Regions from separate parts of the Homo sapiens genome. Here all the other regions are linked to region 1. Evidence: chromatin loops called from intact Hi-C (ENCODE). Cell type or tissue: PC-3. All regions are shown on one strand.

Region 1 (5,000 bases):
ACATACAGCAATTAAGTAGCATGGTCCCAACTGGATGGTGGTCAGGAGAATGGACATGGCAGGGGTCAGTGGCAAAGGTAAAGACACAAGGTTAAGGCAGGCTTGGACTCCAGGACCTCTGCTTCTTCCCTCCTGAGAGTACTTAGAGAAGGGGACCTCTCCAGGCTGAACTGACAAGCCTGAAGACTTGCAGGCATTGCAGGCGTCTCCCTACTCAGATTTCTAAAACTGTTACACAACCATAGATCCCCTGGTCTGTTGAACAGACTTCAACTTAGGCTGAATAAACTCTTCACACCATGTTTCTATATTTAGAATGAGCCTATTGTTTGAAAAACTGAAAGAATGACCAACTGAATTCTCTTCAATGACAGTTCCAATGGGCAGCTCCAACAGCGACCCTCAGAGCCGCCCGTAATAAATACACAATAGAAAACAGTGTGCTTGAATGCAAATGCAACCTCAAGGCATTCTCTCCAGTCACCTCAGCACTCCTCCTATGTAGAAATTCTCAAGTCCCTGCTGCCAAGGTTGTCAGCTGCCTTTCCAGACATTGATAGGCACCTTGCCTCTTAGGGTTAAATGTCTGTAGATGTGCTGAACCTGGAATGTTACTAGAAACACAGGGAAGACTTGGTCAGAGCAATGTCAATAGCCAAGAAATACTGAACTTGTATCTCATTTTGTGACCCATAATCTCTGCCTTACCTTGCAGAGTGGTAAAGCTGGTCTTAACCTAGTTCACAGGAACCTCACACAGGTGACTGAAAAAATTCCAAGACATGATGAACATTCTACCAAGTGCTCTTCTTACAGTAATATCAGCTGCCCATTCAGACCATGCCCTTCACAGCTTTCCTTTGGGAGTACACTGGGGTTGGATCTAAAAGAATCTGCCCCCATAGGCCCTATGTGGGCACTGACTTTAACCAGACTTGTTTGATTGCTTTGGTAGGAGGTAAAGCCTCAGCCCTCTCTTCCAGAGCTGTTTTTAGATTGAACAGTGAAAGATCATTAAGATCCATAAATGGCATTCAGGTTTTAGTGGATGACTTTGGGAAGTCTCACTAAAGTATATATAGGAAGATTCTGGTGTGAGTATTGGGAACAAGTGGCCATTTCTTCCATACAGGTAATGTTGAAGAGGGGACTGTGTCCTTTCTGCATAAAGAAGCAGTCCCCCTGATCTATTCAGGATGGAAGGCACTTTCCAAATTGCCTCTAGAGCAGCATGATATTCTGTGTGGTCCCAGTTTTTATAAAGCAAAAAGTGGCTCAGATAAACTACATAGATGAGCAAGAAATAGGAAAAATTGGTCCTCAGTAGAAATCACAGAGGCAGACTAGTTTCACATCAAAACAGTGATCCAATCTGCTCACTACAGACAAAGGTACCAGGTGAACACAAAGAAGCTGCCCTTTGGTTAATGTTTGAGCCTTATGTCAGAAATTCTCTCACATCACAGACTCTTTGTGATTGAAAGCAAACTTTCAATCATCTTAAATGTAGGGTTTTTATGTAATGTTATAAAATAAACTCTAATGCAGGTCAATAAGTAACTCATGTAGTTTCTCAGGAAGAGGATATCATTAGTAAGACTTACATCACTAATATAACCATAACCACTCCCTCTAAGAATTAAATTTATCCTTTCAGCAAAGGCTCAATGAATTGCAAAAAAAAAAAAAAAAAGTAATCTAATGATATCTTCTCGAATGAAAGACTTGTTGAAAATTCACCTGGGTTATGCAGCTGTCACTAACAAGCTAAAACATTGCTTTCATTCTATACCGTTTGTTGTCATGGGAGCTAATAGGTTGGGGGCGGGGGTGGGTGGGACTTTTCTCCATTTATTTGCAAAGCATAAAATTGATAACAAGCTCTGTGTTGTGATTTTTAGATCAGACACGCGGGGGCAGCAGTGAGCTGATGAGCAGCACAAACAATGGTGACACCTTGGAGCCAGAAAGTTTGAATCTAGAGATTGAGATGCCGGCTAGCTCTGTTTTAAAATTATTTACACCAAAAAGATACACATTTTTAAAACCTTTAAAATTAAATACTAGAGGAATTCCTTCTAGCAGATGTTTCCTGCTCCTCATTAGTGCTTAATTTTCTAATTTCCCTGATGTTTTTGCTTTTTCTATTGACATTTTTTTTTCAATCCGTTGAGGAATTTGATCATTTTAAAGCTGAGAAACTTCCTCCTGACCAGCCGAGTTGAAACCCGGGGAGCACAGGCGGGATATTCCCACCCCACAGGCTCAGAAAACGAGCTCTGTGCGGTGCAGAGAGTAAAAGGACTGCCTTTGTGGGGAGCCCACTTTGGCCTGGAGCTGACAACATCTTGAGAGCAAATCGGTTCCAAGGGCTCCTTTTTATAAAATGGGGAAACACAGCGGCACTCCTTCTTCCTTCCCAAAGACGGATGTGTTTCATCCCTGCCTATCTGGAGCTGCTGTTCTAGTATGGCACAGGCAGATCGCCCATCTCTGAAGAGCAAGATGGGCGTGTACCCGGTTTCACTTTCACTGCAGACAGGAGAGTCTGTACACAAAGGTACCACAGCCGATCCATCTTTTTTTTTTTTTTTTTTTTTTTTTTTTTTGAGACGGATACTCGCTATGTCGCCCAGGCTGGAGTGCAGTGGCGCGGCCGATCCATCTTTAAACCCCCAGCTGAGGCGGCTTGTTTACTGAGGACAGCCTGGTCCACCTGAAGAGGCCGTTGGAGAATGACACCCCAAAGGCAGAAAGGGAGGGATTCCCCACATGGCCCCAGAACAGCCTCACAAGGGCGGCCAGGACAGCCCCTCTTGCTGCGCCTGACAAGAGCCCCTTTGTCAGGCTGTCAGGCCGGGTTTTATTTTTAGACTCAGCCAGGGCTGCCTCCTGCCCGGAGCTTTCCCCTCGCACAGCTGTTGCCTCTGCTTTCCAAAGCCCTAGCCTACCGGTGCTGTGCTTCCCTTGGCCTTGGTGTGGCTTGACAAGTTGGAAGAATGATGGTGGCTTTAAAGAGAAGGGTTGGGGAGGGGTGAGCTCCCAGGCAGGCTCCTGGGCCCTTCCTGCTCAGCCCCGGGTCAGCTTGCTTCCCCCCATCCCAGCATGCACTTCCAGCCCAGGCATTTTAAAACCAAACAATCCAGCTCCCCCAGGATGGGCAGCCTCATTGCACTGGGTGGTTGGTTACCCCTCTGTCTGGGTGTGGGACACTACCTGGCAGTGACCTGTTGAGTAGCCAGTGAGAAAGCTCAGAGCCAGGAGTCAAACTGCACAGCCACTCCTGAACCTCAGGCCCTCCCTGATCAAAAGAGTTCCTTGTATGTATTGTATTCTAGATAGCTTATTTCTTCCACTACAAAAGAAATGTGCATTTATTGTAGCATTTCCATCCAGCTCGACTCTCTAGACAAGTCTAGGCATAATTTTACATTTCCGATGCCATATTGGATTTGTAACTTTGACCCTCCATATGCGTATTTAAAATCCACACTGAGACAGGGACTATCTCTGGGGACTAGGATCAGGGAAATAAGGCTTTTTATTTATACAGTTTTGCTTTTTATTTTCCACACTTTTGTATTGTTTAATCTTTTCCCAAGAAATGAATTTATTGTATTTATTTCTTTAATTGTGCAACTTTTATTTTTTTAAAGATGGGGGTCTCACTCTGTTGCCCAGGCTGAAGTGCAGTGGTGCAGTCATAGCTCTTTGTCACTTAGAATTCCTGGGCTCAACTGATCCTTCCACCTTGGCCTCCCCAGTAGCTGGGACTACAGGTGCAAGCCACCATGCCAGGATGGAAATGAATTATTTTGTAATGTAAAAAATAAAGGAAAGAGGACAGCTCTAACTAAAGTCAGGACTATTGCTATGTTGGACATGCCTCAGCCAGGACTCAGCACAGCAAGTGGGTTTTTTCTGTTCTTAAAAATATACTTAAGTTGGGCCAGGCGCGGTGGCTCACACCTGTAATCCCAGCACTTTGGGAGGCCAAGGCAGGTGGATCATGAAGTCAGGAGATCCAGACCATCCTGAGTAACACGGTGAAACTAAAATACAAAAAATTAGCCGGGCATGGTGGCACACACCTGTAGTCCCTGCTACTGAGGAGGCTGAGACAGGAGAATTGCATGAACCCAGGAGGCAGAGGTTGCAGTGAGCTGAGCTCGTGCCACTGCACTCCAGCCTGGGCAACAAAGCGAGACTCCGTCTCCAAAATACTAAAATAAAAATAATATATATATATTTTTATTTTTTTATATGTATATATATATAAGTTCTTGCTCCCACAGCTGTGGTCCCTTTAGCTAAAAGAGTTTGAAATGGCTATAGTGTCCTTGGAGACCTATTTTTGAGGAGGAGGCTGAGAGCTTCCTTCCTCTGCCCAGCCCCCCTTCTCCCATGACTTTTTTTTCCTCTCTTTTTCAGAAATCTGATGCTGTCAGGCCCAAGCATTGGCCAGGAAAGGACTCAGTACAGACAGGACCACTCAGAGAAACAGTAAGATAAGTCCACGTATTTACAATACTCTGAAAAGCAAATTGTCCAGAGAGGGGAAGAGAACTAGCTGTTCTTTATCTTCATTAGAACTTTTGTCCTTTGATTTGTATTCTCTCTCTCCATTCAGCCTCTGCTATGGTCTGAGTGTTTGTGTCTGCCCAAAATTCATATGCTGAAAGCCTAACCCCAGAGGTGATGGTATTAGAAGGTGATTAGGTCCCTCATGAATGGGGTTAGTGCCCTTATAAAAGAGGCAGGAGAAAGCTCGTTTGCCCCTTCCACCACGTGAGGACACAGAGAGAAGGCTCCATCTATGAGAAAGCAGGCCCTCACCAGGCACATCTGCCGGAACCTTGATCTTGGACTTCCCAATCTCCAAAACTGTGAGAAGTAAATTTCTGGCTCTAGGCAGCACCTGGGTTATGAATGAGGGTGCCACATTCCCTGCCTGGAGGACTACATGTTCAATGCAGGACACAGGTAAGTGATGAGCCTGT
Region 2 (5,000 bases), 240 kb after region 1:
GGAACTTATAACTATTTTATCTTTCTCATACTTAAATTCCCTTTTTTCTTAGTTCATGTTGTTTCCCTTTCCTGAAATGCCTTTTTCAAACATCTCTGTCTGCCAATCTGGCCCTTCTTAAAGGCTCAACTCAATGCCACTCCCTTTAAAATGTTCTTAGACCCCTCTGCCGGGAGTAACGCCCTTTTCAGTTACCCGCAGGAATCTGTACCCTGCTGATGTCATAAGCTTTATGGAACAGACCCTTGTGAAGGTCCTGAATCTCCTACCAAATTGTAAGCACCTCCACAGTGTTACACGCAGTAAAAATTCATATTTTAGATTAATAACATGGCATTTATTGCTGACAATCATGAAGGTAAACAGATCACACAGAACCTATATGATAGCATATTAAATGACAAAACATGAATTTTAAAAATTGATATTTTAGTCCTTGGAGCATCAGTCCACAATTGGGTTGGTAACTGAAATTCTCCAGGATATATACGGGTTGGTAAAAAGTATTCAGTGCTGGTAAAAAGTATTCAGTGCTATCTAAGGAAGGTAAACAGGTAAATGCAAATTTAAAATAATTCCACTTCATATTGGCTCTTGGTGCAGAGAGTAAGAAATGGGGAAGTATTTTCTTCAGTAGGAAGGTATCCCCTTGGGGAAAATCTTCAGAATTATGAAGGTAAAATTCAGAATAGACCATGGACCCTGGGAAACACCCCATCCCCCCAAAAGACTTTTCCAACTCTTACATTCATATTTCAAAATACAGCTCCCTCAAGATAAAAGGGGACAATAATGTTACCTATATGTAGTTTCCTCAAAAGAATAATTTCAGAAAGTAAGCTTTCTGAAAGGTTTTGAAAAAGCTTTTTAGAAAGGATTTTTAAAATCCTTTTTATAGATTCCTCGTACCTTTGCTCCCATATTATCGGGTCTATAATTTTTGTTTATAGGAATTACGATCCAATATATGTCAAATCTATCCCACGAATGCTCTAGAAATGAGAGTGATACCTTGAAGTACTCCACCAGACCCCGGCAGGTGATTTTATTCCCATTGATCTCTTTAATATCTAGGCTCTCGGGACTAAGTAGCCAAGGAATCAGTATTTTCAAGTTTTTGATGAATTCATCATCTATTTCTACAAGTAAAAGCAAATCCATTATTATTTTTGGAATCCTTCCCAGTCCTCCATGCCACAGAATAAAACATCCTTTGATCTCCCCCATTTCCTCCCCAGTGATAATGCCATCACTCACTTCCCCATCATTTAAGCGACTCCTGAAACCTGCTCTTCTCACAGTGAATGATTCTCCTTGCCCAAATTTCCACTCCCGTTTCATATGTATCTTGTCTTCCACCTATAAGTTAGCTTTCTTGATATTATAAGTTAGCTTGCTTGATTTTACATGTATGCTTTGTATGTAGCCCATTCATATAACCAGTTCAAGTTTTGTTTTTGCTTTTTTGTTTGTTTGTTTTGAAATGAAGTCTTGCTCTGTCGCCCAGGCTGGAGTGCAGTGGTGCAATCTCAGCTCACTGCAACCTCTGCCTCCTGGGTTCAAGCAATTCTCCTGCCTCAGCCTCCTGAGTAGCTGGGACTACAGGCACACACCACTATGCCCAGCTAATTTTTGTATTTTTAGTAGAGGAGGGGTTTCACCATGTTGGCCAGGATGGTCTTGATCTCTTGACCTCATGATCCTCCCGCCTCGGCCTCCCAAGGTGCTGGGATTACAGGCATGAGCCACCGTGCCCAGCCATAACCAGTTCATGTTTTAAGTCTTGTTTGTGGTTTTATATATATAGGCTCATAAATGGGGAAGAGACCAGATTTTTACTGGCTTATTATAATGCATTCCCTCCAGAAAATGTATCCAAAAATTGCTCCGTGCATAGCGTGCCCACCTTCTAAGAACTGTACAAAACTGGGTAAGCTGTGGTAACTGGACTGCAGAGTTCAAAAAGATAGTGACAATGATGCTACCTCTAGTGGTGGAACTCAGCAACACAAAATAAAATAGCAAGAAAAGGCCACTTAAGCAGATGAGAGGTAGTATGAGTATGTAGTTGTCATGTTTGATATAATTGATTACACATAACCCAAGCTGTAGCAGTAGGTTAAAGCTTAACATTACAGACTTAGCAAAGTAATATAGAAAACAGATCACGAGAGAAGTCTTCTGAACACAGGGACAATTTCTTAAATTGTTATTTCAAATATATGGAAAAATTGGGGCCGGGTGCAGTGGCTCCCACCTGTAATCCCGGCACTTTGGGAGGCCGAGGCAGGTGGATCATTTGAGGTCAGGAGTCTGAGACCAGCCTGGCCAACGTGGTGAAATCCTGTCTGTATTAAGATATAAAAATTAGCTGTACACGGCTGGGTGCAGTGGCTTACGCCTGTAATCCCAGCACTTTGGGAGGCTGAGGCGGGTGGATCATGAGGTCAGGAGATCGACACCATCCTGGCTAACACGGTGAAACCCCACCTCTACTAAAAATAAAAATAAAAAAAATTAGCCAGGCGTGGGTGGCATATGCCTGTAGTCCCAGCTACTCTGGAGGCTGAGGCAGGGGAATCGCTTGAACCCGGGAGGCAGAGGTTGCAGTGAGCTGAGATCACGCCACTGCACTCCAGCTTGGGCGACAGAGGGAGACTCCGTCTCAAAATAAAAAAAATTAGCTGTACATTGTGGCACATGCCTGTAGTCCCAGCTACTCGGAAGGCTGAGGCAGGAGAATCGCTTGAACCTAGGAAGCGGAGGTTGCAGTGAGCCAAGATTGTGCCACTGCACTCCAGCCTGTGCGACAGAGCAAGACCCTGTCTCAAAGAAAGAAAAAAAAATATATATATATATACACACACACACACACACATACATTATATATATATGGAAAAATACACATACTATGTAAAAAAGCAAGATCTGTCCAGTGACTTGCTTGATTTCTAAGTAAATTCAGTAACTGCCTGTAATTTTTAAAAATCTAAATTTTAGCAGAGTTAGAGTTTTCAGGCTTTGGGGTTGGTGATTTTGAAGGCCTTAAAGATTCAAAACTTAAGACTGTGTTTGCATTTTCCCCTTTATTATAGCCCCAGTTATAACATTGGGGCTACATTGAAATACTATTTTATGTTAGAATTTGTTTTCTTTACTTCTTTTATAACACACACAAGCATGATGCTGGATATCTTTCCAAGTTATTTTGTTTCATGTTTTGTGCCACTTTGAAATTCTAGTGACCGTGATTTACAGGTACTTGCAGTGGAGTTTATTCACTTATTTTGCTGTTTGCATTGTACCAATTTTCACTGATAATTTTGCTTTGTACTATATATAGATTTATTATTGTGGTTTGCTTTTTAGTTACTAGTATTCACTGGACTACAATACTGATATTTGTATTTATGTTACCACGTTCCTGTTTTGTGTTTTATTGCCTGCCATGTATCTGTATTCACTGACACTAATAGGTTTCTTTTTTGCTATATGATTTTACGTTTTTTCATCTTTAGTAGAATATTACTATACACCTAGAATGTATGAATTCTTCAGTTTCTGAATAAAACAAAGTTTTCTTCTTATAAAACCACTTTAAAATCACTTTCAGAACTTGTATATAAATTTCTGCCCCCAAACATTCCTTATACAATTGGAATGGAATAAGATACGACTGTGTGTTAATGCACCAGCAAGTGTGGTAATTAATTATCATTAAAGTAACCAGCATCTAACCATACATTTGGATTAAAAATGTGTCTGAAGATGGCAGTAGCCCTCTTTGTTCTCATTGGAACCAATGCTAGGTATTCCAATTTTGGATTCAGAAAATAAGAACAATATATTCATAACATACGTAGGTGGTGAGCTCTTGCTAATGTTAGTTGAACACAGTAAAGACATGAACCAGAAAATCTGCAAACCAGTTCAAATCGATTTGCCGAGGGGCATTAATAAGCTTTGGCCTTGCAAGTGGTCAATTAATATATATGAATAGCTGATTCAGAATTATGTTCAGTAATTTTCTTCAGTAATTTTTTCCACAAGGGCAAAATCTTCCAAGGACTTTAGGGGCTTGGTCAAAGTGGTGGTTACCTGACACAATAATTGAGAATACGATGTATGCTTTATAAGAACTCCACAGGGCAGATGCACTAGTATAGTATTGCTGTATAAATTAACAAAGGAAGATATTTTCTCAGGATTTCCTGATTCTGATAAGTGATTGGAAACACGCATTTGACTATGCATTCTCAAGTCTAACTGCAGCTGCTAAGGAAGCAGCTCCACATCTTATAATGTGGCTACCTGCTCATTCTACATATGGTACTATAACGCAGAGCAACCTCAAAAGAAAAAAAAGGATAACTCCTTGTTATTTAAAAAATTGTATCTGCTGTGCTAGGGTAGGTATTCAGTAAGCACCCAATAAAAGCTGGTTGAATGAAGCATAAATGAATGTGATTCAGTACCTTTAATCTTTTTCATTTCCTTTTGGGAAGTTCTTAAATTAACAGTAGTTAAATTTAATCATATTATTATCAGTTTTTAATAACACTAGAAATAGGTAAGACAATAATAATTGCAATACTTTGAGGGACCATGAACAAATAGTTATTATAACAATGGTTACTATTGATAATGAGCTAGAAAGTTATTTCTGTGTGTGAAAGAGTATATGAGAAACTATTATCAAAGAACAACTTTTGCATAATTGTTTATTCGGAGACTTTTCTTCACTAGAGGCAACCAGTGAGATGCCAGCCCTCTGGAGAACATCACAGTCAGCTGACAAGACATCCTGGATAGAAATCACACCAAATTGTAAGATTCAGCGTGGGACAGAAAAATAATGTAGATAGCAGACTTTCAAAACTGCCCAAAGAAACACGGAGGCAAAGTACGATATTTCTGCACAAAAGAGGGCTTTAGCAGCAGTCTTGTAAGATATAAAAGTCTCATTAAAATGGAACTTTTATGGAAATTGAAGCTGCCTT
Region 3 (5,000 bases), 60 kb after region 1:
AACATTCATTGAAACTATAAAGTTCTTCTTCCCAAGGACAAATGCATAGTATATCTCATGTTTTTATAGCCTCCTAATAAAAGGCAGTTGTATATAAATTCTATAAAAACAAAGCTCTCATGGGATTTGAGAGGAGATGAAATTAAGTTATTTCTATAGTCTTGGGCTCTGCCATTTATAACTCCTCTGAGGTACAGTCTCTTTATTTTTAGAATCAGGAGATATGGACTAGATTATTTTCAGCATCTTTTTAACTCAGATATTTATAATTCTAAGAATCTTAGCGTTTTTCCCCTAAAAAGCAATTTTTATAATAATAACAACACAGTGAAAAATATTGAAATTCAGATAAAGGCAGAAAAATGGATTGGGATGTAGGAAGTCTTTTGTAAATTCCAAACTGATTAGCATTGCCAGTGGCATAATTCTTTCATATCTATGTGTACAATCTAATTTTTAAATTATTTTTCTGGAATAGGAGAGGGGCAACAACTTAATTATTAGCTATTTATTCAATTTGCCGTGGCTTTGGATTATAGGATTTTTGTAATGGAAATGCTGGCACAAGCTCCAAGCTACATGGCATCAACATGCCAGCTGGATCCTCTCTCCAGAGATTTTGTCCTCATTTGATGCATCTTGCATTAGATTTCTGTTCTTTAGTAGATGTTAGCATAATGCAGGAAGCTCTTTCTTCCTTGATGTGATTCATTGGAAATGTCTCTTTGTTTATTCATGGGGAAAACCTCAGGTTTGAAAAAGCCAACTCATTAGAAAAATAGGACCAGGCATTGTTTTGGTACAGATGATTGTTTCATTGTAACAGACCTTCCTAGTTTCAAGGACTGCCATAATTGTAATTATTTTCTTTATATTTTGAAGAAGTGATACATACAGTTAACAGACATTTTTTCATTTACTCAGCAATTGTGCCTTGAACCAGGTCTTATGGCCTGTCACTAGGCTAGCTATTGATTTCAGTGATTGAAGATTTGTGTTTATAACTATGTTCAGAGGCCTTGGGTTAGGCACTGAAGTCTGGCTGAAGTCCCTGATTTTAGGAGATATTACACACAGATGGCCCAAAGGCTCGTTCTGTTGTCTTCTGTTGGTTAAGTAAGGTAAGTAAGAACTTAGTCCCTGTTCTGCTGGCATCAATGAAATGCTAACAGTGAGGACCAGAAGTTTTCTCCAAGAGTTAAAAGCAAAACAGGCTGGGCACGGTGGCTCACGCCTATAATCCCAGGACTTTGAGAGGGTGAGACAGGTGGATCACCTGCGGTCAGGAGTTTGAGATCAGTCTGACCAACATGGTGAAACCCCGTCTCTACTAAAAATACAAAAATTAGCTGGGCGTGGTGGCAGGCGCCTGTAATCCCAGCTACTCGGGAGGCTGAGGCAGGAGAATCGCTTGAACCTGGAAGGCAGAGGTTGCAGTGAGCTGAGATCGCACCACTGCACACCAGCCTGAGTGACAAAGCGAGACTCTGTCTCAAAAAAAAAAAAAAAAAAAAAGCCGGGCGCAGTGGCTCATGCCTGTAATCCCAGCACTTTGGGAGGCTGAGGTGGGATCACTCCGGATCACAAGGTCAGGAGTTCAAGACCAGCATGACCAACATGGTGAAAGCCCGTCTCTACTAAAGAATACAAAAATTAGCTGGGCGTGGTGGTGCACGCTTGTAATGCCAGATACTCAGGAGGCTGAGGCAGAAGAATCGGTTGAACCCAGGAGGCGGAGGTTGCAGTGAGCCGAGATTGCACCATTGCACTCCAGCTTGGGCAACCAGAGCGAAACTCCGTCTCAAAAAAAAAAAAAAGCAAAGAAAAAAGCAAAGCAAACCACTACCACCACCAGTGCCAACTACAACAACAAAAGAGGATATTAGGATTGTGCTTCTAATCCTGAAATTGGAAACACTCATCCCCACTGATGTTTTGTAAAATGATAGAACCTTTCTAGGATTACCTAAGATAATAGGCACCAAGAACTGTAATAATGCTTTTGGCTAATCCATGCTACTCTCAGATTTTATGCTATGTAAATAATTATAGATGTACATAAAAATGTGTGTATAAGGTTAGTCATTTAAAGTAGTGAAAAAATATATATGTTGGGCATCCCTAATCCAAAAATATGAAATGTTTCAAAATCCAAGACTTTTAAGCACCAACATGATACTCAAAAGAAATGCTCATTGGAGCATTTCAGATTTCAGAGTTTGAGATTTGGGTTGTTCAACTGATATACTTCAGATTTCCTAAAATCTGAAACACTTTTTTCTGATCTCAAGCCTTTCAGATAATGGATAGTCAGCCTGTATAAAGCAAGTGAAGAAATTAGACAGTGTATTCATAGGCAAATCGTGCTCTATCTATGTAAACAATGACTAAGTAGCTATTAAACTGTGCTATGAAAGAATACTTATGTGGGAAATTTACTAAGGGTAAAAGGCAACTTAAAAATATGTATATGTGCAAGAAATACTCATGTAATTTAAAATTAAATAAATAGGGCTGGTGAGAATTTTGATAATGAAACAGTTTACTTGGGAGTTGTGTGTGTGTGTGTGTGTGTGTGTGTGTGTGTGTGTGTGTATGTGTATATATATTGTTTGTTTTTTGTTTTTGTGACGGAGTTTTGCTCTTGTTGCCCAAGCTGGAATGCAATGGTGCAATCTCGGCTCACTGCAACCTCTGCCTCCCGGGTTCAAGCGATTCTTCTGCCCCAGCCTGCCGAGTAGCTGGGATTACAGGCATGCACCACCACACCCAGCTAATTTTTTGTATTTTTAGTAGAAACAGGGTTTCGCCATGTTAGCCAGGCTGGTCTCAAACTCCTGACCTCTGCCTGGCTCAGCCTCGCAAAGTGCTGGGATTACAGGCGTGAGCCATGTCTATATTTTATTTCAACCTTAGTGGATATATAAGAAGGTTTCCAAACGGGACATGAGGATGACGGTTTTCTACAGGGAATCCTAGAAAATCAGTGTGTTCCTCTCACATCAGCTCACTGATGCAGGGAAAGGAGACTAATGAGAAAATTGGGGCAAGAATAAGATCAGAGCAGCTCCAGTTTCTGAGGTGACGAACTGGATAACGTCATTACACTAATCTTACCTGTTACCAAAAATTGAGGTTGAGGAACTCTTCAGGATTGAGGACTGAGAGACTCTTGCTGACTGCTCCCATGGTTGCTTGATGCTGGACACCTCTCCCTGGCCCGATGGCTTTGGGCCACCACTGGCTTCACAGGAGTCCCGGTGGAAGGACCAGAGTGTGGCTGGAGCTCCCTGGGCAGAGCTGCTAGACTGATGTTGACCTTACTCCATGAAGCGCCTATTGTTTTCCCTCCTTCCAGATGAGGAAACTAAGTCTTCATGAGGTTCGGCACTCCCAACCTTGATATGAACTCTGTGTCCAGGTCCAGGTCCGTTTGATTCCAAAGCACAGCTCTTTCCCATGGAAAGTGTTATAGTCTATCCGGGTAGGTAATCCTAACGTGTAAAATGCTTTTAGAAAAATGTGACTATGGTTATTATGAAATTGGGAGCCATATCCCAGCACTTTGGGAGGCCGAGGCAGATGGGTCACGAGGTCAAAAGATCAAGACCATCTGGCCAACGTGGTGAAACCCCGTCTCTACTAAAAATATAAAAATTAGCTGGGTGTGGTGGCACGTGCCTATAGTCCCAGCTACTTGGGAGGCTGAGGCAGGAGAATCGCTTGAACCTGGGAGGTGGAGTTTGCAGTGAGCTGAGATTGTGCCACTGCACTCTAGCCTGGCAATAGAGCGAGACTCCGTCTCAAATAAATAAATAAATAGGGAGCTATGGACAGTGTGCATCACACTAAATGTAGAGGAGAAACGGTTCCATGAAAGTGGTGCCAAGAAATTACTTGAAAGAAATGAGTTTTGAGTTCCCCTTGAACAATGGGGAGGGTTCAATTAGGTAAAAAGTGTATCTCATCCTTCTTCCCAAAAATGGCTATAGATGCAGGCATCCTAACAGAGATCTGCTGGTTGATCCTCCTATGAAAAGGTTGGGGAAACAATTATATAATCATTATCAACTCAAAGATTTTATTCCTGTTGACTGATCTTCAATTGCATTAGGACTTAGACCATCCAGTCAGCCCTGGGGCTTGCCTTGCCACACTCATCCACCAGCTTAGGCACCTTCGGGGGGTGGTAACTTTCCCCTGGAAGCCTTCCTCCTGGGCAAGGCTAATCAAAGCCACCCTGTTACTTTTGTGTCCAGAAGCCCCTGTGTTCCAGCAAGAAGCATCATTCAGGTGGCTAAGAACTGGGTGGAGACTGCGCCTAAGATTCTGTCACTGCATTCAGGGAGGAACTGAAAGACCTAATTAAACATCTGCATCTTGTGTGGAGGTTCCAGGAGAGAGAAGTAGTTGGGGAGGGAGGTGCTAATTGGAAAGGGCTTAGTGCACACAGAAGTGTGGTGCGGCTGCTTGCTGGTGATGGCCCTAGAGGCAGGGAGTGCACTGGGAAGCAAAAGGAAAGGCAGATCATGTCAGAAAGCTTCTGCTGATGCCTTTTTAATGTTTAACCTTTCTTGGCCTCCCCTTCTCCCTTCCCATCCTTGAGACGTTCCCCTCCCAACTCCCTTCTTTCCTCCACCCCAGCTCATCTCTCCCCTCCTCCTCCTCAGTCTCCCACTCCACTCTTTCCCTTCCTGGTGGTCTTCCCACATCTATATCTCTTGCTCCCCTTCCCCACCCCTCCATAGGCCTCTAGGTCCCTATTATCTCCTGTTTCCCCACCCACTTCTTTCCCTCTCTTGGTCTCAGTCTCTGTCTCATTCTCTCTCCATATCTGTCTCTCTGTGTCAGTTTCCACTGGTCTCTGTCTGTATTTTTCTTGGTCTTAGTGTTCCTTTGGATTTTCTTCCCTTCTCTTATTTAGAATCAGGCGTGGGTTTGCATTTTCACTGTGTAATCCCTGTGTGATGGTGCATTCAGCATAGGCGAGGAGGTGGGAT
Region 4 (5,000 bases), 180 kb after region 1:
GTAAATTAATATAGCCATTATGGTAAACAGCATGGAAGTGCCTCAAAAACTAAATATACAACTATTATATGATCCAGCAATCTCACTACTGGGTATTTATCCAAAGAAAAGGAAGTCAGTATATCAAAGAGACGTCTGCGCCCCCAAGTTTATTGCAGTGCTAGTCACAATAGCCAAAATATGGCATCAACCTAAGTGTCCACTGTCAGGCCTCTGAGCCCAAGCCAAGCCATCGCATCCCCTGTGACTTGCACGTATACATGCAGATGTCCTGAAGTAACTGAAGATCCACAAAAGAAGTAAAAATAGCCTTAACTGATGACATTCCACCATTGTGATTTGTTTCTTCCCCACCCTAACTGATCAATGTACTTTGTAATCTCCCCCACCCTTAAGAAGGTACTTTGTAATCTCCCCCACCCATAAGAAGGTTCTTTGTAATTCTCCCCACCCTTGAGAATGTACTTTGTGAGATCCACTCCTGCCCGCAAAACATTGCTCTTAACTTCACCGCCTATCCCCAAACCTATAAGAACTAATGATAATCCACTACCCTTTGCTGACTCTCTTTTCGGACTCAGCCTACCTGCACACAGGTGAAATAAACAGCCTTGTTGCTCACACAAGGCCTGTTCGGTGGTCTCCTCACACAGACGCACATGAAATCCACCAACAGATGAATGGCTAAGGAAAATGTGGTATATATACACAATGGAATACTATTTGGCCATAAAGAATTAAATCATATCATTTACAACAACATGGATGGAATTAGAGGACATTATATTAAGTGAAATAAGCTAGGCAAGGAAAAATAAGTAATGCATGTTCTCACTCATATGTGGACACTAAAAAACTATAGTGATTACTAGAGGGTGGGAAGGGTAGGGGAGAGGGGAAGATAGGGAGAGGCTGGTTAATGGATGCAAAACTACAGTTAGGAAAAATAAATTGCAGTGTTCTATGACACTGTGGAGTGACTATAGTTAGTAGTCTATTGTATATTTTCATATAGCTAGGAGAGGACTTTGAATGTTCCCACCACAAAGCAATTATAAATATTTGAAGTTACAGATAATGCTAATTACCCTGATTGGATCATTACATATTGTACATACGCATCAAAATATCACTCTGTACTCCATAATATGTATGTGTCAGTTAAAAATTTAAAGACAGGCATTCACACACTGCTGATAAAATTTGGCAATCAAAACCCTGAAACCATTTGCAAACTTTTCGTATTAGTTTCCTGTTGCTACCGTAAAAACTACCATAAACTTACTGGCATAAAACAACACCAATTCATTATCTTACAATTCTGGAGATGAGAAGTCCAAAATCAGTCTCAGGAGGCTAAAGCCCAGGTGTTGTTGGCAGGGTGGCTGCCTCTGGGAGCTCTGAGGGCAGAATCCGCTTCCCTGACTTCTTCAGCCTCTGGAGACTGGCTGCCTGCTTGGCTCACCTCATCAACCTCCTGCTTCTATCCTCACGTCTCCTGTCACCACTTTCCTGACTCTCTTTTATAAGGACTCTTGTGATTACGTTGGGCATTGGGCCCACCTGGATACTTCCAGCTCATTCTCTCCATCTCAAGATCCTTAACTTCTGATCACCCACAGTTCTATTAACTAATTACATCTGAGATCATTTGGCCCTAACATGCAAAGCTACCCATACTCTAAATTGACAACAGACTATTGTGGAAGCTCTGACATCAATTTATCTGAAGACATTAGGCCTCTAATAGCACTGTGAAATTAACAGTAAAGCACATCAGTGAAATACAATATTTGAATATTATTACTAACTGATTTGGAAATCTCAATAGAAGTTCTAGGAATTCAGAAGCCTCTGAGTAATACATGAATCATAAGAAAGAAATCTATTTTTATGCCTTTTATTTATGTCGCCGTTCCTCTTCCTTCTCTACTACTTGCAGGACAGTCCCTTCATCCTGTTTCAATGGCTTAGTTTGTTGTTTGTTTTACCATATTCCATGTTTTCTAACATGCGACCTTTACATTCCTTTCTCAATTTCATTACTTCCACCTCTACTCCAACTACGAGCTAATTTGGTCACACCTGATAACTATTTAAAACTCTGAAATTCCCCTCTGACCACAACCTCCTGTTCATCCCCTCCCATTTCCTCACTCCACTGAATCTGCTCTTTGTCTACATTGTTATTTCTAGTTCCTCAATCCTGATCAGCACGAAATAAACAGCATTGCCAGCCAAAGGCACAGGATTTTGACATTCAATGTCCTGTTTAGACCTGTCTTGACTCAATGTATAATTTTGGTTGTTGTTAAAGATACTGAGCTCTTTAAACTGAAATTTTTTAAGATGCGGTAACATGAGAAAATGCATAACAAAGTTTGGTTTCCTTATTTTTTATTTTTGAAACGGGCTCACTCTGTCACCCATCCTGGAGTGTAGTGACACGATCACAGCTCATGACAGCCTTAACCTCCTGAGCTCAATTGATACTCCTACCTTAGCCTCCTGAGTAGCTGGGACTACAGGCATGTTCCACCACACTTGGCTAATTTTTGCATTTTTTTTGTAAAGACGGAAGGTCTCCCTGTGTTGCCCGGGCTGGCCTCAAACTCCTGGGCTCAAGGGATCCTCCCGCCTCAGTTTCCCAAAGTGCTGGGATTACTGGCATGAGCCACTGTGCCTGGCCTGGTTTCTTTAAAAACCCTATTTCTCACCATTGTTTAGGCTTTTCTGTAGTTAAATGTATTCAATGATTACCACCTGTTCACTTACAGTTACTTCTCCAATCCTGAGTTTCAAATTTTGACTAATCTCTTGGTTTGTCAAAATCAAATCTAATCTCTTTGTTCTCAAAGTAGGTCTTCTCAGAAGGTCCCAAAATGCTGTATTTCCCTGAATTTTCATGTCCCATTGCTTTTCTTTTTTCACTGAATCTTCTGCCTTTATCACCTTCGTAATTTGTTCTAACACAGATTTCTTAAATCTCATCTTTTCCTAGGTAGCTTCCTTTTAGAGTCCTCTAAAGGCCAATTTCACTCTGGATTGATTGGCTTCCAGGCTTGCTATACAACCATGATACTGAGACTAAAATTACTTTCCTGAGTTAGATTCACTATTTCTTGAGTCCCTATTTTTCTGTTTTTGTTTTGTCCTTTGTGTGAGTTTATTCTCTCATTTTTTAAAAACTTATCTTCTAAAGTAACTTACTAGAATAGGATACATGAAAAGTATACTTTCTGAGTCCCTTTATTTCCAAAAAATGTCTTTATTCTTTCATTTTTGATTGACATTTGGATTTTGATTCACCTTTTTTGATGGGTATAAAATTGTCAACTAATTTTCCCTCATTTATTTGAGGGCATTGCTCCATAGTCTTATAGAAATCCTTGTTGCTGATGAAAAATCTGACATTAGTGTGATTCTCATTCCTTCATAATTGATACTTTTGTCTTCTGTTTGCAGGATATACAAATGTCAGAATGCTAAGATCTTTTCACTGGAACCTTTCAGGGTCTTCCTTTTACCCTTAATGTTCTGAAATTTCACAACACATTGAGACATGGATCTTTTTTCATTTATTTCGAAGGGCACTTGGGATACCCTATCAATTGGGAAATTCCTCCCTCTCTGAAAAAATATCTTGTGTTCATTTTTGATGATGGCATCTTGTCACCAGACCCCTACTGATTTCAGTAGGAATGGCACCGTGTTTGAGAGGCCGAAGAAGAAACTGGAGCCAGCAAACAAGACATAGGACTTATTGAGGGGACTCATATACAGGGTAGTCCAGTGGCAGTGGGCTGGACAGGAGAACCACTGCCCTCTGTAAAAAGTGCGCAGTTTATGTAGCATTTTCCCTTAGCACCCTCCTCCTAACAACCTCCACCTGACAAGCTTCATTTAACCCAAAACAAAGGACCTCAATCCTCCTGGAAGGCCTGTCTTCCATGGGATGGGCTGGGGATTCAGATGTTCCTCATAGATAAGGAATGAATCTCTGGGTTGGCTACTCCCAAATTCCTTAGCTTGGAATTTCGAACACACATTCTTCTGAGATCATAGGGTCATTCTCAGGGTATGTTTAAGTTATTGCTGTGAAGTGAGTCTGCCATATACTTCTCAATTTTCTCTGTTAACTCTTTCTGGAACTTAAGTTTTCAGGATATTGGGCCTTTTGTATAAAGCCTATTTCTCTTTTCTGTTCTTTGAGATTTCCCATCTCAGTCTTTTTGTTCTGTTTTCTGGGAGATTTGCTCAACTTTATCTTCCTAACTTTGTTCTGAAAATTCTACTTTGGCAACCCCTATCTTTAATTTCCAACAGCTCTTTATTGTTCTGATCTGTTTCTTTTTCATAGCTTCCTATTGTTTTATGAGTGCAATATCTTCTTGCAAATCATCCTGTTGATAGTAATAAGCATTGTTGCTTAAAGTACTCATTTATACTCTGAATTACCTGTTTTATTTGTAGTCTATTTTTCTGTTTATGTTGCTATCACTCATGTTGCAAGTTTTCCTGAAATTTCTGGTGATCCTTGATTGCATACTTATATTTTAGAATGATACATTAAAAAAGCAAACACAGGCATGATGGCTCATGCCTCTAATAATCCCAGCACTTTGGGAAGTTGAGGTGGGAGGATCGCTTGAGCCCAGCAGTTTGGCACCAGCCTGGGCAACATGGTGATATCTGGTCTCTACAAAAATGGAAAGATTAGCCAGGTGTGGTGGCATGCACCTGTAGTCCCAGCTACTTGGGAGGCTGAGATAGGACGATGGATTGAGCCCGGGAGGTTGAAGTCGAGATTGCAGTGAGCCGTGATTGTGCCACTGCACTCCAGCATGGGTGACAGAGTGAGACCCTGTCTCAAAAACAAAAACAAAACAAAACAAAAAAGCAAACACTTGTGAGTGTGCTATTTGAGGGATCAGGGCCTACTACCCGGACGCTGCTCTATGAGATTTAGTTCTTTGGTTTGTAGGATATACAAATGTCAG
Region 5 (5,000 bases), 320 kb after region 1:
ATGGTCTCCCAAACTGGGAGGGAGCTGAGACCAAAACGTGACTCAGACAGTTCAGATTGGCAAGTAGATGAGTTTATTAGGACTTACATACAGGGCGCTCCTGAGCAGCAGCAGGACAGCTCTAGAGACCTGTGCTACTTTCCATCTCTAAACTGCCTTTAATTTTCTGGCTCTTTGCCTACTGTGTTTGAGCAATGAGACTGTTTTTCTTAGTAGGTTCCCAGATACTCTCCATGATGTTTGGGTTCTCAGAAACACCTGTTCCTTGGCTGGACATCATGGCCTTGGCTCACAGCCTGGCCTTCCGAGTTCAAGCAGTGGACACACACCCTTCAGTAATCTGGTGAGGGACCTGTTACATTATAGTTGGCTTCTTTTTTTTTTTTTTTTTTTTTTTTTTGAGAGTGGGTCTCACTCTGTCACTCAGGCTGGAGTGCAGTGGTACAATCATAGCTCATTGCAGCATCCATCTCCCAGGCTCATGCAATCCTCCTGCTTCAGCCTTCTGAGTAGCTGCATTTATAGCGTCATGCCACCATGCCTGGCTAATTTTTTCCCAACTTTCAGTAGAGATGAGTTCTCACTATGTTCCCCAGGCTGGTCTCAAACTCCCGAGCTCAAGCAATCCTCCCACCTCAGCCTCCCAAAGCTCTGAGATTACAAGTGTGAGCCACCATCGCCCAGCCACCTTATTTTCTAATGCTGGCTCCTCTTATGTTTTCAAAATGGCAGTTGCCATTCTAGTCACATCAGAAGCAGACATCCATGCCTAGAGACAGAATAAGTCATGTCTGTGTCTTGTGTACCCTGTTAATAGCAAGGAAAACCTTCCTAGAAGCACTCCAGCAGACTTTTCCTCCTGTGTCATTGTCCAGAATTGTCCAAGCCTAAACCATTCCTTTAATAAGAAAAATGAGGCTAGACCAATCAAGATTTATTCCCTAAGACGGGGGAGTGTCTCAGTCTCCCCTGATGGACATAGCCACTTGGAAGAGGTCAACAAAATTGTGGTTCTGATAGTAAGGACAGAGAAAAGAGGGTAGTTATTGGGCCCAAGGGCCAAAGTGATCATCATGGCTTCCACTTTCCCATAACCCTTAACTCATACCTCATCTGGTGGGGTCACCCAACCTTAGTCTCAGAGGATCCAAGTCCTTAGTGCTCTCATCTTCATTGGGTTGCTTCAGTTTCCCACTGTCCAGTAATATTAGAGATGTGAATACTAAGAGACACCCTAGTGAATACCTGGGATTCCAGACATAGTCTTCCTTGTTTCCTTTGCGGAGCAATAACCAATTTCCCCATGGTAGTTAGAATCAATCACCCCAACCAGTACAATGACCCCCTTCTCTAACTGTTGATTTAGTGATCTGAAGACTCCAAAATAGCCAGATGGCAGTTTCAGCTTCCCGTTAAATAGAATTGTGACCATGTCATCTGGGGAAAGTATCAATCCCTTGGGCACTAGGGCCTCCAAACTCACCAAGTCCAATCCTATAGGGACAATATAATAGAGACAAAGTTGTAGAGAAAAAAACTTTCAAGAGAGTTATTAGGAATAATAGAAGAGCCACTCCTACCTCTGCCTCTTGGTTCACAGGCCCATGCATTCTGAATATTGAGTAGATGACAACATATAATGGTGACTGGGTTGAGTCCTATACTACATCCTTACAGGGGTTTTCTCTCAGCCAGCACCACGATTGATCCTTCTGCATACTTTCCTCTATCCTATCAAACTAGCTGTTCCTGAGTGATGGGTAAGATCAGTTAATTCCATGGGCATGACTCTGCTGCCACACTTCTCTCATAATAAAATTACTTTCTTGCTCAAAGATATTTGTGATACATGGTGATAAAACAAGGCATTCCATAAGCCCATGAATTGTGGCACTAATAGAAGCTTTCCAAGCAGGGAAGGTAAACCTCTACCTAGAATATGTATCTATTCCCATGATGACAGGTCACTCTTCCCTCTATAATGAAAGGAATCTAGTGAAATTAAACTGCCACCAGATGGTTGACTTATCTGTCAAGGGAACAGTATCATACTGGGATCTCTGCAATGGCCTCTGCTATAAGCAGATTAATCACTCCATAGTGGCAGTAACTGAATTATCCTTGGCAAGTAGAAGTCTACATTGTTGAATCTAATGTTAGCTTACATTCCTATTGTCACGTAGGCACACTGAGCAAGCACTAGAGTGACTGTGTAAAGAGGCTGATTGACACCTGGAGAACAGATCTTCTTGTATAACTATCGAGATGGATGCCCTCTGCTGGGCAGTATTGTAGTTCACAGTTATTTTCACATTCTGGGCAATTTTAAGAATCCATCCATAATACTTCTCCCACTGACTTCCTTATCTCAAATCTTCTTCCTTCCAAGTAATTGACCAACCTATTAGCTACTGTGCATGAATCAGTACAGATCCATACCTCAGATCAGCTCTTCTTCCTAAAAAAGAGGACAACCAGATGTATTGTTCAAAGTTATATCCACTGGGAGAATTTCTCCTCCTATCTTTCAGGGCCACCCCATTATGGTGTGGGCACAGAATTCTGTGGCTCTCTGCTTCAAGTTGGTGCTAGCATATTATGCAGACCATTAATAAACCAAGCCTAAACTTTTTCTTCCCCTGCTAAATGGCTATGAGCCTATAGATAATGGGTTGAAAAAAAAACAGGTGGCAAAGAAGTAAGGGCAGGTCCAATGGACATTTGTTCCATATGATTTACTTGTGTCTTCCAGATCATCTCAGGCCACCTCAGTGTATACTCTTCCATTTGACAACGGAATTCTGCTGCCCATGTTCAACTTACGATCCAGTAAATTAGGTAACATCCAATTTCTTTTATTTTCTTTTATTTTTTTAATTTTACTTTAAGTTCTGGGATACCTGTACAGAATGTGCAGGTTTGTTACACAGGTATACATATGCCATGGTAGTTTGCTGCACCTATCAACCTGTCATTTAGGTTTTAAGTCCCGTATGCATTAGGTATTTGTCCTAGTGCTCTCTCTCCCCTTGCCCCCAACCCCCTCCCCCCGACACCACAGGCCCCCGGTGTGTGATGTTCCCCTCCCTGTGTCCACGTGTTCTCATTGTTCAACTCTCACTTATGAGTGAGAACATGCAGGGTAACTCCCAATTTCTAAAGAGCAGTTAATGTCACATAGTTACTTAGTATCCTGTGGTCAGGAGTCTAGCCTCTACTAAGACCTAGAAGTAAATCAAGAGTTGCCTTTCAAACAGACAATAGCTGTCAGCAGATAACAGCATATTCTTTTTTTTTTTTTTTTTTTTTTTTTTTTTTTTTTTTTTTTTTGAGACGGAATCTCGCTCTGTCGCCCAGGCTGGAGTGCAGTGGCGCGATCTCGGCTCACTACAAGCTCTGCCTCCTGGGTTCATGCCATTCTCCTGCCTCAGCTTCCCAAGTAGCTGGGACTACAGGCACTCGCCACCGCACCCAGCTAATTTTTTGTATTTTTAGAGAGATGGGGTTTCACCGTGATCTCAATCTCCTGACCTCGTGATCCTCCTGCCTCGGCCTCCCTAAATGCTGGGATTACAGGCGTGAGCCACCGCGCCTGGCCAACAGCATATTCTTATACCAAAATCCTAGGGGTCTGCATTGGGATTCTCCTACTGGGGTTGCAAGAGACTCCATACAGTTTCCTGTTTACCATTGGGTCTGCTGAATCCTAAAGCCTAAGTGTCAGGGCAGCTTGCATCATAGCCTTCTCTGTAGTACATTATGTAGTTCCAAGTGATATGAACAAGGTGGCAGTCATACAGGTTACATGGGTCAAAGAGTAGCAAATGCAGTACATTGTCTCAAAATACAAACAGGCCAAACAAACACTGTGCATCTTTAAGGTGGATGATACAAGGTAGAGCACTACTTCCTTGTTAGAAATGTCACTAATGTGTCAGGTTCCTGAACTGGGTTTATCTCTCGTTCTCTGGTATTAGTGGTATTTTTTAAAGTATGTAGGGTGGTTGCTACTTCCTGCTCACAAGGTGCAATTTGCATAATGTTATCAAGATAAAAGACTACCATGATATTCTACTGGATATCAAGGAAACAAAGGTCCCTCTGGAATGATACTCTATCATAGAACAGAAGTCTTTAAATATCCCTGAGGTAGTACAATGACAGTGCTGTTGCAATCATGTGAAAGCAAACTGCTTCTGATTATTTTTGCTGACGGGAATTGAAAAGAAAGCTACTTTCTAGTTTTCAAGTCAATAGCTACCTTCTAGGTGCCAAGAGCTGTTCTGATTTGCTCTAGTAAAGATCCCCCATATGTGGAACCACAACTATGACTAGCATCAACATTTGATTAAATTTTTAATAATCCACATTCTCCAAAACTAATTTGGCTATTGCACAAGCCAAGAGGAGTTAAAAGGAAAAGACTTGTATCTTTCATATCTTTAATGGTGGCACTAATCTCTGTAATTTCCCTGGAGATCAAATTTAATCTTGGTATTCTACTTTGGCATGGGTAAGAAGTTAGCTAGGGAGGTTACACTTGTTCCTACCTATCATAATAGCTCCCTAGAAACCTAATGTAGGAATTCTGCTACTCAATATATCTATACTCACATATATTTTGGGACTGGAAAAATAACTCCAGAGTGGATCTTTAGTCCCACTTGACTTTCTTAAATCTCTACTTTAATCACTGGAATTTTGGCGGTATTTTGAGACTGCAGAGATTATTATTTAGAGCTAATATCAATTAACCTCCAGAATGTATGAGAATCACCCATTCCTTAGCTCACAATCACCCTGGTAAAAGGCTACAAGTACCTCTGGAAATGGCCTTGGGGAAAAGTCACCGTTTATACCTGGCTGCACTATGGGACTCTCCCTCAAAGACATCCGCCCTCACCCTTAATTAAGGGACTCCAGGTTTGTGAATTGGTTTATGTCTAAGATTCAGGTAATATGTCTTGAATCTCTGTTACAGAGATTTCAGTTAGGTTTCT

Evidence for each region. Peaks named below come from ENCODE experiments on the same cell type or tissue, not always from the same donor. Only the 100,000 strongest peaks of a DNase experiment are listed, where the experiment ranks them.
Region 2: it touches region 1 in a loop (13-fold over the local background); 14 of 110 quality-filtered maps call a loop at or near these places.
Region 3: it touches region 1 in a loop (4-fold over the local background); 16 of 110 quality-filtered maps call a loop at or near these places.
Region 4: a loop joins it to region 1, with 3 times the contacts of the local background. A loop is called at or near these places in 6 of 110 quality-filtered maps.
Region 5: a loop joins it to region 1, with 13 times the contacts of the local background. A loop is called at or near these places in 21 of 110 quality-filtered maps.

What each region holds. Positions count from the first base shown.
Region 1 is chr14:50,857,601-50,862,600 of GRCh38, reverse strand. No RefSeq gene overlaps it. Among named protein-coding and RNA genes, the nearest start is that of ABHD12B, 12 kb to the left of the region's middle. In PC-3, a CTCF peak has its summit at 1,947; DNase peaks (open chromatin) are centred at 1,910 and 2,480; H3K4me3 peaks cover 1,300 bases; H3K27ac peaks cover 546 bases.
Region 2 is chr14:50,616,738-50,621,737 of GRCh38, reverse strand. ATL1 (atlastin GTPase 1) reads right to left here. Exons shown (of 14, transcript NM_015915.5): 9 at 1,012-1,139. Among named protein-coding and RNA genes, the nearest start is that of SAV1, 49 kb to the left of the region's middle. In PC-3, a CTCF peak has its summit at 1,988; DNase peaks (open chromatin) are centred at 1,227 and 1,987.
Region 3 is chr14:50,797,603-50,802,602 of GRCh38, reverse strand. All of the region lies in intron 4 of NIN (ninein), which reads left to right. Among named protein-coding and RNA genes, the nearest start is that of NIN, 31 kb to the left of the region's middle. In PC-3, no CTCF peak of the experiment used is centred here; DNase peaks (open chromatin) are centred at 732 and 2,362; H3K27ac peaks cover 2,953 bases.
Region 4 is chr14:50,674,802-50,679,801 of GRCh38, reverse strand. No RefSeq gene overlaps it. Among named protein-coding and RNA genes, the nearest start is that of SAV1, 9.0 kb to the right of the region's middle. In PC-3, no CTCF peak of the experiment used is centred here; DNase peaks (open chromatin) are centred at 2,061 and 3,991; H3K4me3 peaks cover 1,067 bases; H3K27ac peaks cover 2,222 bases.
Region 5 is chr14:50,540,337-50,545,336 of GRCh38, reverse strand. It overlaps a transcript of MAP4K5 not described here and a transcript of ATL1 not described here. Among named protein-coding and RNA genes, the nearest start is that of MAP4K5, 10 kb to the right of the region's middle. In PC-3, a CTCF peak has its summit at 2,282 (motif pointing left); a DNase peak (open chromatin) is centred at 2,216.